Linked DNA regions of Homo sapiens: region 1 is linked to region 2. The links are chromatin contacts, found by Hi-C or POLR2A ChIA-PET in ENCODE. All regions are on one chromosome and are shown on one strand. Each heading gives the region's core, a stretch centred on a gene start or an enhancer-like site at or near the end of the contact. The rest is flanking DNA. Distances are from core to core; before and after follow the strand shown.

Region 1 (6,356 bases), core at 412-2,911, 70 kb before region 2:
GAAAAAAAAGGATTCTTCTTCACTCCTTCAATAACTTGAAGAAGAAAATCTTGAGACCAGGTGCAGTGTCTCACACCTGTAATCCCTGCAGTTACAGAGGTTGAGGTGGGAGGATCACCTGAGCCCAGGAATTTGAGACCAGCCCTGGCAACATAGTGAGATCCCATCTTTACAAGAAAATTAGCTGGCCATGGTGGCATGTGCCTGTAGTCCCTGCTACTCAGGAGGCCAAGGTGGGAAGATCATTTGAGCCTGGGAGGTCGAGGCTACAGTGAGCCATGTACTATAGGTTGGACCACTGCACTCCAGCCTGTGCTACAGAGCAAGACCCTATCTCCAAAAAAAAAAAAAAAAAAAAAAAAGAGAGAGAGAAAGAAAATCTCTAGATGATGCTGGTGTATTCTTAACATCTCTCTAACATCTGCTAATCTCCCTTTTTGACAAAGAGACAGCAGGATGCAAGCTCAGAGCCTTCCATAGAAAACACTCTCGAGGCCAGGCGCGGTGGCTCACGCCTGTAATCCCAACACTTTGGGAGGCTGAGGCGGGTGGATCACCTGAGGTCAGGAGTTTAAGACCAGCCTGGCCAATATGGCGAAACCCCGTTTCTACTAAAAATACAAAAATTAGCTGGGCATGGTGGCAGGCACCTGTAATCCCAATACTTGGGAGGCTGAGGCGGGAGGATCGCTTGAACCTAGGAGGCAGAGATTGCAGTGAGCTGAGATCACACCATTGCCATTGCACTCTAGCCCAGGCGACAGAGTGAGACTCTGTCTCAAAAAAAAGAAAAAGAAAAAGAAAACACTCTCAAGTTAGGGTGTAACGACATTTCTGTTTTGTTTTTTCTTTTTCTACCTTTCTTCTCTTTTTTGTTTTGTTTTGTTTTGTTTTTTGAGACAGTTTCATTCTGTTGCCCAGGCTGGAGTGCAATGGCGCGATCTCGGCTCACCACAATCTCCGCCTCCCAGGTTCAAGTGATTCTCCTGCCTCAGCCTCCCAAGTAGCTGGGATTACAGGCATGCACCACCATGCCCAGCTAATTTTCACCATGTTGGCCAGGCTGGTTTCAAACTCCCGACCTCGGGTGATCCACCCACCTCGGCCTCCCAAAGTGCTGGGATTACAGGCGTGAGCCACCGTGCCCAGCCTCTACCTTTCTTCTTAACCTCTTCTTCTTAACAGGAAGTAATTCTAGTTTTCTACTTGTGTTGATGATGTGAAGTTTTGTTTCAATAGAAGGGGAAAAAGATGTTGATTTAAAGAATAACAAAGTAAGTAACAGATTAGATAAGGCTATGGTAACAATCGTATCATATAAGCAGGAGGAAAGTGACTGAAGATTGTGAAACATTCACATGGTTCAACCACTTCCCTGCAATGTGGGAAAACCGAGGCTCTCGACAGGAGGAAGTCCAGCATCTGGGTTCAACTGCGAGTTAGCGGACACCACAGGCCCAGTCCTTCACCCATGCCCCCATCACAAACCACCCCAACCACGTGGAAAACTGGCCCACCTGGTATCTTGCTCCATGGGCCTCCTCAGGGTGGAAGCAGTTTTGACAGCGGTTCTGGGTAAGTATGTTGGCCTCAAAGTGTTCACACAGGGCATCCCCAGGCACCTCCTCCATATTGGGTGAGTCAGGCCAGGGCAGTTCCTATGATCCAATGGCTGACCGTCTATGTGAGGCCTGGCAAAAATGAGGGGGAGGCAAAGACCAGATGACTGGCTGGCCACTCACCTGAACCCCAGCCCCAGTTGCCCCAGTTTCCAGACAAGGACCAAGGAAATAAGGTTACTCATCCATTCCTTTGGGTTCCTGTTCTCCATCCATTCCTGTTCATTTATTCACTCAACAAACACTCACTAAGCACCTACTAAGCACCAGGCACTCTGCCAGCATTTGATGTGCGATTTCTAGTCCTTACTGCAGTGTTGCTGAAAGTGCACGCCAAGGACTCTGCATTACACCCTCCTGGGCTGTTCATAAAAATGCAGATACCAGGCCAGGCACAGTGGCTGATGCCTGTAATCCCAGCACTTTGGGAGGCCGAGGTGGGCCGATCACTTGAGGTCAGGAGTTCGAGACCAGCCTGGCCAATATGGTAAAACCCTGTCTCTACTAAAAATACAAAAATCAGCCAAGTGTGATGGCACGTGCCTGTAATCCCAGCTACTTGGGAGCCTGAGGCAGGAGAATGGCTTGAACCCAGGAGGCGGAGGTTGCAGTGAGCCAAGATTGCGCCATTGCACTCCAGCCTGGGCGACAGAGTGAGACTTCATCTCAAAACAAAAAACAAAAAAATGCAGATTCCAGCTGGGCCCATTGCGGGCGGCGGATCATTTGAGCCCAAGAGTTCAAGACCATCCTGGGCAACTGGCGAAACTCCGTCTCTACAAAAAATACAAAAATTAGCTGGGCAAGGTGGTGCAGGCCTGTGGTCCCTGCTACTCAGGAGGCTGAAGTTGGGAGGATCACCTGAGTCTGGGAGGTCGAGGCTGCAGTGAGCCATGACTGTGCCACTGCACTGAGAAAAAAAAAAAGCAGATTTCAGCTGGGTAAGATGGTGTGCACCTGCAGTCCAAGCTACTCGGGAGGCAGAGGTGGGAGGATCTCTTGAGCCCAGGAGTTTGAGGTGGTAGTGTGCTATAACTGCACCTGTGAATAGTTACAGCACTCCAGCCTAGGCAACATAGCAAGACCACATCTCAAAAAAAAAAAAAAAAAATCTAGATTCCCCTTTCTCTCTCCCAATTCACACAGTTAGAATCTCCAAGAGACTGAGGTCTGGGGCTGTGCATGTTAAAGAAGTGATTCCAGCCGAGGGCGGTGGCTCACGCCTGTAATCCCAGCACTTTGGGAGGCTGAGGCAGGCAGATCACTTGAGGCCAGGAGTTCAAGACCAGCCTGGCCAACATGGTGAAACCCCGCCTCTACTAAATACAAAAATTAGCTGGGCGTGGTAGCACGCACCTGTAGTCCCAGCTACTTGGGAGGCTGAGGCACGAGAATCGCTTGAACCTGGGAGGCAGAGGTAGCAGTGAGCGGAGAGCACGCCACTTCACTCCAGACTGAGCAACAGAGCGAGACTCCATCTCAAAATAAATAAATAAATAAATAAATAAATGAAAATGAAAATAAAGAAGCGATTCCTGGCCAGGCGCAGTGGCTCACGCCTATAATCCCAGCACTTTGGGAGGCCGAGGCGGGCAGATCACCTGAGGTCAGGAGTTCGAGACCAGCCTGGCCAATATTGCCAAACCCTGTCTCTACTAAAAATACAAAATTAGCCAGGCATGGTGGTATGCACCTGTAGTCCCAGTTACTCGGGAGGCTGAGGCAGGAGAATCACTTGAACCCAGGAGGCGGAGGTTGCAGTGAGCCAAGATTGCACCACTGTACTCCAGCCTGGGTGATAAGAGTGAGACTCTGTCTTAAAAAAAAAAAGTGATTCCCCAGGTGATTCTAGTGCGCCCCAAAGTTTGAGTGTCCTTGTCTTATAGCTGCATTGTAGATCAAATTAATGCCAATTTTAGATCAGGCAACTAAGGCTCAGAGAGGTTCCTTCGGTCACTGAAGGTCGCAGTGGCTGATTCAAATCCAGGGCTGTGTGTGTCCCTGCTCTCTCGGAGGTGGAAGTGAGGAGCACTGGATCATACTGCCAACTCGCACAGGTCCCTTGGGAAGCACAGCGAGGGAGGCAAAAAGCTGGCCAGGTATTTTCAGAGTTGAGGACGACGTCTTTGACAAACGTGAACAGCCTAAAGTCACACAGCAAGTTTGTGGCAGAACTTAGCCAAAAAGAAATCCTAATGTGTTTTCGTTTTGTTTTGTTTTGTTTTTTTGAGACGAAGTCTCTCTCTGTCACCTAGGCTGGAGTGCCGTGATGTGATCTTGGCTCACTCGGCTCACTGCAACCTCCGCCTCCTGGGTTCAAGCAATTCTACCTCAGCCTCCCCAGTAGTATCTGGGATCACAGGCATGCACCGTCATGCCTGGCTAATTTTTGTATTTTTAGTAGCAACGGGGTTTCGCCATGTTGGCCAGGTGAACTCCTGACCTCAGGTGATCCGCCCCCTTCGGCCTCCCAAAATGCTGGGATTACAGGTGTGAGCCACTGCATCCGGCCCCTAATGTCTTTTTTGGGGAGGTGGGGGCAGGGTCTTGCTCTGTCACCCAGGCTGGAGTGCAGTGGCTCGATCATAGCTCCTTGCAACCTCAAACTCCCGGGCTCAAATGATTCTCCTGCCTCAGTCTCTGGGACTGAGTAACTGGGACTACAGGTGTACGCCACCACGCCCAGCTAATTTTTTTCTTTTTTATTTTGTAAAAATGGGCTCTTGGCCAGGTGCGGTGGCTCACGCCTATAATCCCAGCACTTTGGGAGGCTGAGGCAGGCAGATCACTTGAGGCCAGGAATTCAAGACCAGCCTGCCCAACATGATGAAACCCTGTCTCTACTAAAACTATAAAAATTAGCTGGGCGTGGTGCGCATGCCTGTAATCCCAGCTACTCAAGAGGCTGGGGCAAGAGAATTGCTTGAACCCAGGAGGTGGAGGTTGCAGTGGAGCTAAGATCGCCCCGCTGCACTCCAGCCTGGGCAACAGTGTGTCTCAAAAAAAAAAAAAAAAAAAAAAAAGGCTCTTGCAGTGTTACCCAGGCTGGTTTTGAACTCCTGAACTCCTGACCTCAAGTAATCCTCCTCCTTCCCTCAAAGTGCTGGGATTACAGGTGTGAAGCATCATACCCTTCTGAAACCCTGGTGTCTTTCTTTCTTTTTTTTTTTTTTTTTTTGAGACAGAATCTCGGTCTATCACCCAGGCTGGAGTGCAGTGGCGCGATCTCGGCTCACTGCAACCTCTGCCTCCCGGATTCAAGCAATTCTCCTGCCGCAGCCTCCCAAATAGCTGGGATTACAGGCATGTGCCACCATGCCCGGATAATTTTTTTGTATTTTTGGTAGAGACGAGGTTTCACCATATGGGCCAGGCTGGTCTCGAACTCCTGACCTTGTGATCCACCCACCTCGACCTCCCAAAGTGCTGGGATTACAGGCTTGAGCCACCGCGCCCGGCCGCCCTGGTATCTTACTTGTGCAAGGGTTCTCCTTTCTGGGTGCCCCTAAGGCCACCAACATCCATGCCCTGGAGTGGAGCTGGGTCAGGAGAATCACTTAAAGATGGCCTCCCCACTCACACAGAGCCCCAGGGGGAGGGTGGGGGGTGGGAGGAACCCAACATCCCAAAACACCTGCAGCTTTTGGTGCCCCCAGGTCACCTGCCCACATCCATCCTCACCTGCTGTGTTCCAGGGGATCAGGCTTTTGTGGCCAATCTTGGTGGAGAGCTGAGGAATTTCACCTCCTCCCCTGGGACAGCCAGGGCCAAGGCTCCTCCATCATCAGACCTGGAGAAGGGAATGCGGTGGGGGCGACAGCAAGGCACGGTGGGGAGAGGGCTACCCACTGGTCCTTCCGTGGCCCCAGGGTCTCTGATCCTCCCCGGGCGGTCGTCCTCCCGACTCCTGGTGGTGGAAGAGGGGCGCATCGGCCCCGCCCGTCCTGGGCGTTTCTCTCCTGGTCTGGCCACATAAAGGAGCGTCGCCTAGCAGGAGAACGCCGCTCATTTTCCTGGGGGTGGGTAGGGGGCTCTACTCCACGTGCCCCTCGCTGCTCCCGTTTCCTCCCCTACCCACAACCAATAGGCAGAATCCTTCTCTAAAATGCACTTGAGATGTGGATATAATAATCAAAACCTTAAGCAGCTACACATGCCCCACCCAGAGAATGGACCCGGGACCCTCTCCATCCAGGCATTCAGCCAGTTCCTCCCCGGATCCCTCGACCCCTACCCCTCCTGTAGGCCTCCCCCTACCAGCTCCTCTTTTCTGAGGCCCAGTGCTAACCTTGGCTGGGTTTCCACGCACAGGGGCTGCCGGGGTGGGAGTGCCAGGGTCATGGCCTCTTTATTTTAACAATGAATCAGAGCGATGCTCGGGAGGTGGAAGGCCACGCCCCTGCCACGCTCGCATAGGCTCTCTCTGGGTGCCTCATTTACATGAAGACTGTGGGACTCTGTGGGACTGGACAAACCAGAACAAGGGGCGGGGCGGAGGCAGGCGGGGCGCAGATACCTCTGAGAGCGGGACTCACTGCACGTTTAGCCTGGGCCGCCTGCAGCCCTTGCCCGCTGGGGGTCCCCAGGGAGCCCTGGAGAGGGCTGGCACTGGCGGATCTGGCTCCTTCTGACCTCTTTCCCGTTGGTTCATTCTGCCGACAGTCCGCTGGGCTGGCTTTAGCACAGACCTTGGACTAGAGTCTTAACCTCTCTGTCATGACAGTTTTCTTACCGAGG
Region 2 (6,131 bases), core at 12-2,511:
AGGGGCGGGGCCGGAGCAGGAGGGGGAAGAGTCACTTGAGGCCTACAGGGGTGTGGGGAGAAGCACCAGGCCTGGGGGTGAATGGCCATGGGCAACAAAGGGTGTCCTTGGCCACCAATGCCTCCCTCCAGGCTGGACAGTGACCGGTCCCTCTGCCCCTTCCTCTCCCCAGCCCCTCTGTTCTAGAGGCTACCCCAGGTTTCAGGTGGGGGGAACTGGTCCACATCCCCCATCTCGTTGTAGGTCTGGTCACCCATGGTGAAGGTGAGCTTGTAGCGGAGGCGAACCTTCTCCTGGGGAAGAGATGGCAAAGGCAGAGGGGTCAGAGGAGGAGAAGTGGCCGTCCCCACCCTGCAGCACTGCCTGGGGGCCCCTTACCTTCTGGGGGTTGGCAAGCAGCAGGACCTGGGTGATTGCTGAGGGGTGGACGATGGGGTTAAAAGCTGGCAGCTCCGTGCCCGAGGGTGGCTGCAGCTTCACCTTCATAACCTGTGGGCAGATGGCAGGATGGGCACAGCTAGCCCTGGCTGCTTGTCCTGCTCTGAGGAACCAGGCCCAGCCTGCCAGCTCCCCTCCGGGGATCCTGGGGCTCAGTCCTTCTGGTCCCTTCTACACCAACCACCCAGCAAGGGAGGGAGACCTGCCCCCTGACAGGTGGCTCCCCACCCAGCTCCATGTCACCCTGCCTTGAGAGGAGGGAGGCATGCCCTGTCCGACTGGCTTGTCACCTTGGGGACAGCTGACTGGAACACGATGTTGCGGATGGGCTGGGGGGCGGTGCTCAGCATGGAAACCACCACCACCAGCACGTCGGAGCGCCCTGGCAGTGGGTCCCGGGCAAAATGGAAGAGGATGCGGAAGCCGTGCTGGTCATACACAGTCACGGGCAGGATGTTGCCTGTGGGAGAAGGTGGGAGGGCGATGGGACAGCTGAGCTGCAGCACATCCGCTCAGCCCCCAGCCCCCACCCGGCTGGCCTCAGGAGCTGGCTGCTGTACTGGCAACAAGAGCAAAGTCCTCCTTTGGGGCCTTACCTGGACCCTGGGTGGCAGTGCAGGCAGGGGCACAGAGCGGTGCCCAGAGAGGGCAGGTGAACCCCCAGTCTGATAGTGGAGGCAGGACACCCACCCCAGAGCCGAGTCACAGCCCAGCTTCCCCCGATGCTGTGTGGCTGCTGCCTGGAGTGCTGGGGTGAGGGACTTGGTGAGGGTGAGTCTCACGCTGTGTGACCTTGCGGCAGTCACTCCCCTTCTCTGAGCTCAGGGTTCTCCTACTGGTGAGAGGGGCAGCTCTGCCCACTGCTGGGAGACACTGTGGGGGTAGTGTCTTTGGTCACAGGGAGCTCATAGAGGGCAATGCTGAGGACCACCAGGCCTCATGTGTCTGCTTGGGGCCCGGGGCTGGGCCATGGTCCCCTTACTGCTCCTGGGCTGGAAAAACCCAGCCTTGGATCTGGGTCTTTATCATGGTTCAGTTCTGTAATCTGGGGGAGACCCCAAACCTCTCTGTGTCCTGGGCCCTGCCTTCCTGGGGATGGAAGGGGCCCAGAGCCTACTCCCTAGAGGTCTTCTTGCTTATATAAGCCTGGAGTTTGTACAGCAGTCCTCTGATTGCTCTGGGGCAGATAAGGAAACTGACTCCTGGGAAGGGGAGGGCCTTGTTCAGAGCTCCCCTCTGGTTGGCCAGTGGCAGAGCCAGGGGAGCCCTGCTTTCCCACTAGCTTCCCCAGACAGAGCTCCTGACAGGGCAGCAAGCTGACCCAACCCAGCCTGCACCTGCCCCAGCCCTACTCACTGGGTTTGATGGACTCCAGGGGCACAGTGATGCTGGCCAGTGAGAGCTCGGTTGGTACGGGCTGCTGCGGAGGCCTGGGGGGCTCTGGGGACACGGTGTGGAGAAGGCTGGTGGCGCTGGAGCTGGGGGAGCTGCAGCTGCTGCTCTTATTCTGCAGGTCCCGGAGTGTGAGCCGGGGGGTTGGCTGCTGCTTCTCCCTTAATCGGGGGACAGTGCATTAAGAAGTGATTCTTGGCCAGCGTGGTAGCTCACCCCTGTAATTCCAACACTTTGGGAGGCTGAGGCGGGCAGATCGCTTGAGCTCAGGAGTTTGAGACCAGCCTGGGCAACATGGCGAAACCCGGTCTGTATAAAAAATACAAAAAACTAGCTGGGCGTGGTAGCGCACACCTGTGGTCCCAGCTACTCAGGAGCCTGACGTAGGAGAATCGCTTGAGTTTGGGAGATGGAGGTTGCAGTGAGCCGAGATCATGCCACTGTACTCCAGCCTGGGTGACAGGGTGAGACTCCCTCTCAAAAAAAGAAAAAGTGATTCTTTGGTGATGGAGAGATCAGGGGCACAGGAAAGGCTGGCACGTGTGGCTATCTCTCTGGCCTTGGGTCTTACCTTTAGAAGGAGCAGCTCGTGTTCTCCCTCCACCCTGCACCCCACCTATTCACTCCAGCCCAGTGTCCTCCCCTCTGCCGGCCCTCTGGACCTTTCTCAAGGGAGCTGGGAACACCTGGGGGGAGGCCAGGCCAGTGGGCCCAGGTCTGCCTTGGGCACTGTTGTGTTTCCAGAGGCAGGTGCACTGCTTGGCATCTGCTGCTTACAAAACAAGACAGCAACGAGCCTCTCCCTGCTGGGCCTGGACAAGCCCAGGAGAAGTTGCTGGTTTGTGGGAACAGGGAGTGCTCCCCACCCCATGCCAGCCATGGTGGGCCCTCACCACCGCACTTGCTGGGATTCCGGGGGCAGCGACTGCTGCAGGAGGGTCTTCCCCAGGAGGTCTAGGTCGTCCAGACCGCTGCTTGCTGGCAGGGATGTCTGCGCTGGGGGTCGGCTTTCCATACTGGGGGCCTGGGCCAGAGCAGGGGCTGGGGGCTCAGTGGCATCCGACGACTGTGGGGAAAAGGATGCAGGTGGGGTGGGGCTGTCTAGAGAGGTGTCAGCATCACCTGATCCTGCCCTGAGGCTCAGTGTCCTCCTTGCAAATGACATCTGGGAAAGCAGCCACAGAGGTGGGGACCCCAGACCACCCATGTCCATGATGCAGGGTGGCTGGGTCTGGTTGGGGGTTCTACAATCCAGGGACCTCTGTCACCCTCAAGGGAAAGGAAGAGGGATTGCCCATCTCAATCCCAATCCCAAAGGCTGGGCTGCAGCCCCAAGGCTGAGACTTGGGGAAGATACAGCTGGAGGTAAGGGGAGGCCCTGTACCCTGGGTGGGTGTCTCCAGGCCCCTGGGCCACCCCCTGGCCCTGGGCTCTTGAGTAGAGCCCATCCATCCTTTTAGTTTCTCCAGGCCACTTGTCCCAGCTGCCCTGACCCTGGGACTGGGACAGGCCAGACTAGTTTGTGGTCCCCTCCTACCTGGAAGCTGTTCCATCCGGTACCATCCAGGCTTGGGCCTGAAGGGGGTGTGGGGTCACTGAGGCCTGAGGGGAAAGCAGGAGAGAGGTGAAGGAGCTGGGCTGACCCTGCAGAGGCCAGAGAGCCGAGGGGCCATGTGTGCTGGCATGGGGCTCCCTACCCCTTTCTGAGGCTCAGCACGGAGGGGAGAAACCCACATTTTCAGAGGGAACCAGCAGCAGAGCAGAACCAGTAACCAAGATCCCGGCAACCCCTTGTGCTGACCCCACACACGCTTCCCCTCTTCCTGGCCAGGCCACTCCAAAGCTCTGTGCACACAGACAATAGACATCAGGACTTTCATCTTCACTCGTCATCTGGCAGCAGAGAGCCTGCAGGGCTGGGCTGCAGGGAGAAGAGGTTCCTTTCCTCACGCATCCAGGCAAGGGGAGAGCAGCTCTGTGCCTGCCACTGGCCCACTCGAGGGACGCCTGCTGGGTGACTGTGGGCTAGGCACTGTGCTGGCTGAGCCACAGTGTCCCCAAGAATACGAGGACAGGGCTGGACTGGAGGCGACGCTGAAGGCCCTCTTGGCCCTGGCACATGCCAGTGAGGCTCACTGGTACTATGGAGGGCTGGGGATCCCTGTGGATGGCCCTAGAACTAGCTGCCGATGGGAAGGAGGCAGCAGGTCACCAGCCAGCCTGACCTCTGCCTGCCCTGGAATACTGTCAGCCAAGTTCACCCCAAATCTGACCTAGAGAAGATAAGGGATCTTGTTTCCAACAAATCCTGAAAAAGTGAGGTCCAAACCGAAGTGCTACCTGACAGGCAAAGGCAAGGGTACCAGGAAGCTGTGACAGTGGGTCCCTTCTAGATGCACTTCTTAGAGGCCAGAGATAAAGTGCACTGATGATGCCCTAGATGCTTCAGGCCCTTCAGATGCTGGTCTTGCTTAATCCTCAAACAACCTTCAAAGGTAGGGGTGAGCTTCTCAGCCCTCTTTTAGGGATAAGAAAATGGACTCAAAGTTGGTAAATAACCTGCCCGAGAACACACAGCTAGAAAGTGGCAGAGTCTGGACTCAGACAGAGCATGGCCTGACTGCCAGCATTTGAACACAACTCTGCCACTTGGCTGTGTGATATTGGGGGGTGACAGCCTCATCTGTAAAATGGAGACACCAGCCAGGTGCAGTGGCTAATGTCTGTAATCCCAGCTATTTGGGAGGCTGAAGCTGGGGTTTGAGATAAGCCCTGGCAGCATAGAGACTCTACCCCTAAAGAATAAAAGGAAAAAAAATTAGCCAATGCCTGTGGTCCCATCTACTTGGGAGGCTGAGATGGGAGGATTAGTTGAAGCCAGAAGTTTGAGACCAGCCTGAGCAATATAGTGAGACCCCCATCTCAAAACCAAAAAGAGGTGGGCGCAGTGGCTCATGCCTGTCATCCCAGCATTTTAGGAAGCTGGGGTGGGTGGATCACTTGAGGCCAGGAGTTCAATACCGGCCTGGCCAACACAGGTGAAACCGTGTGTCTACTAAAAATAAACTAATTAACCGGGTGTGGTGGCACACACCTGTAGTCCCAACTACTCAGGAGCCTGAGATGGGAGGATCACTTGAGACGGGGGAGGTTAAGGCTGCCTGAACACCCTCCTTGAGGGACAGGAACCTGTCTCCCACCCCTGCCGTGAAGAGTGAGGACCAGCCCCCTGTGTGGCCCCAGGGCCTCCTCCATTCCCCAGGCCCAGGCTGCAGGCTGCCCTGGCACTTCCGGCTCCTGTGCCCCCATGCTTTGCCTCTGAGAGGAAAACAGAAGGAAGCTGGTGGCTCAGAACTATGCCAGTGCAGTGCGGGGACAGGAAGTGCGGCTGCATCTCGCTTCTCTTGTGGAGGTGGTGCTGCAGCTGCTGGCTGGGGGCTGGTGGCCCTGCAGTACTTCCCCACCCACTGCCCCTCAGGTAGCTGCCACCCAGGGCTGGCTCCACAGGGGAAGATAAACCTTGTATGAACGTTCCTGTCCCTTGACCGTCCTTTACTTCTCTGTAGAATGGGGTAAAGGTCCTCTCCCTGCGGTCACCCTTGGCTCTGAATGAAGAGGGGGCGGCTGCATGGGGCTCGTAAGCAGCTTCAGGGAGGGTGCTGGCTGCTGGGTTCACAAAGGGAGCTCACAACTGGGCCTCCTTTCCCCTCAGCTCTCCTTCCCCTTCAGCTCTCCCTCCACACTCCGGGTCCTCATTTCCTTTTCCTTGCTTATGAACAACGAGTCAGAGCAGCCCAGCTGCTCAGAGTGTGGCTTCAGGATCAGAGCCCAGCTCAAGTCCTAGAGCCCTTTCTGCACAAGTCACCCAGCCTTTCTTTTTCCTTTTCTTTTTCTTTTTTTTGTGAGACGGAGCCTTGCTCTGTCAACCAGGCTGGAGTGCAGTGGTGCCATCTCGGCTCACCGCAACCTCTGCTTCCCCAGTTCAAGCAATTTTCCTGCATCAGCCTCCCCAGTAGCTGGGACTACAGGCATGTGCCACCACGCCCAGCTAATTTTGTATTTTTAATAGACATGGGGTTTCGCCATGTTGGCCAGGCTAGTTTCAAACTCCTGACCTCAAGTAATCCCTCTGCCTTGGCCTCCCAAAGTGCTGGGATTCCAGGCGTGAGCCACCGCGCCTTTCTGTGCTGCCGTTTCCTCATTGTGCAGTGGGGCTATTAACGGCACCTGCCTGCAGAGACCGTGAGGGTCACCTAAGACAGGACAGAGTGCAGTAGTGGGCACCACCAAAGGAAGCACTC

What was found. Hi-C counts contacts between places; a loop is a spot of excess contacts on that map. ChIA-PET counts read pairs that join two places held with the same protein, here RNA polymerase II (POLR2A). Pooled maps may share reads with other maps.
Region 1: a loop to region 2 is called in a map of gastrocnemius medialis, with 2.1 times the contacts of the local background. The contact joins two enhancer-like sites. A Hi-C loop is called at or near these places in 4 of 168 maps with a recorded cell type or tissue (Caco-2, breast epithelium, gastrocnemius medialis and 1 more), 2 of 37 single-sample maps with no recorded cell type and 9 of 50 pooled maps. POLR2A ChIA-PET finds 5 or more read pairs at or near these places in 12 of 52 experiments (A549, A673, AG04450 and 9 more).

What each region holds. Positions count from the first base shown.
Region 1 is chr22:37,696,641-37,702,996 of GRCh38, reverse strand. It overlaps TRIOBP (TRIO and F-actin binding protein), which reads right to left and starts at 5,949. Exons shown (of 24, transcript NM_001039141.3): 1 at 5,908-5,949; 2 at 5,301-5,409; 3 at 1,518-1,691. The coding sequence starts at 1,631. Within about 2 kb of position 1,661, at least 2 of the 41 ENCODE cell types and tissues checked have a DNase peak (open chromatin) inside an H3K27ac peak, as active enhancers do.
Region 2 is chr22:37,626,763-37,632,893 of GRCh38, reverse strand. GGA1 (golgi associated, gamma adaptin ear containing, ARF binding protein 1) reads right to left here. Exons shown (of 17, transcript NM_013365.5): 12 at 3,368-3,432; 13 at 2,724-2,896; 14 at 1,795-1,991; 15 at 729-898; 16 at 379-489; 17 at 1-293. The coding sequence ends at 183. Among named protein-coding and RNA genes, the nearest start is that of SH3BP1, 9.8 kb to the left of the region's middle. RefSeq lists an enhancer at 97-156. Within about 2 kb of position 1,261, at least 7 of the 41 ENCODE cell types and tissues checked have a DNase peak (open chromatin) inside an H3K27ac peak, as active enhancers do.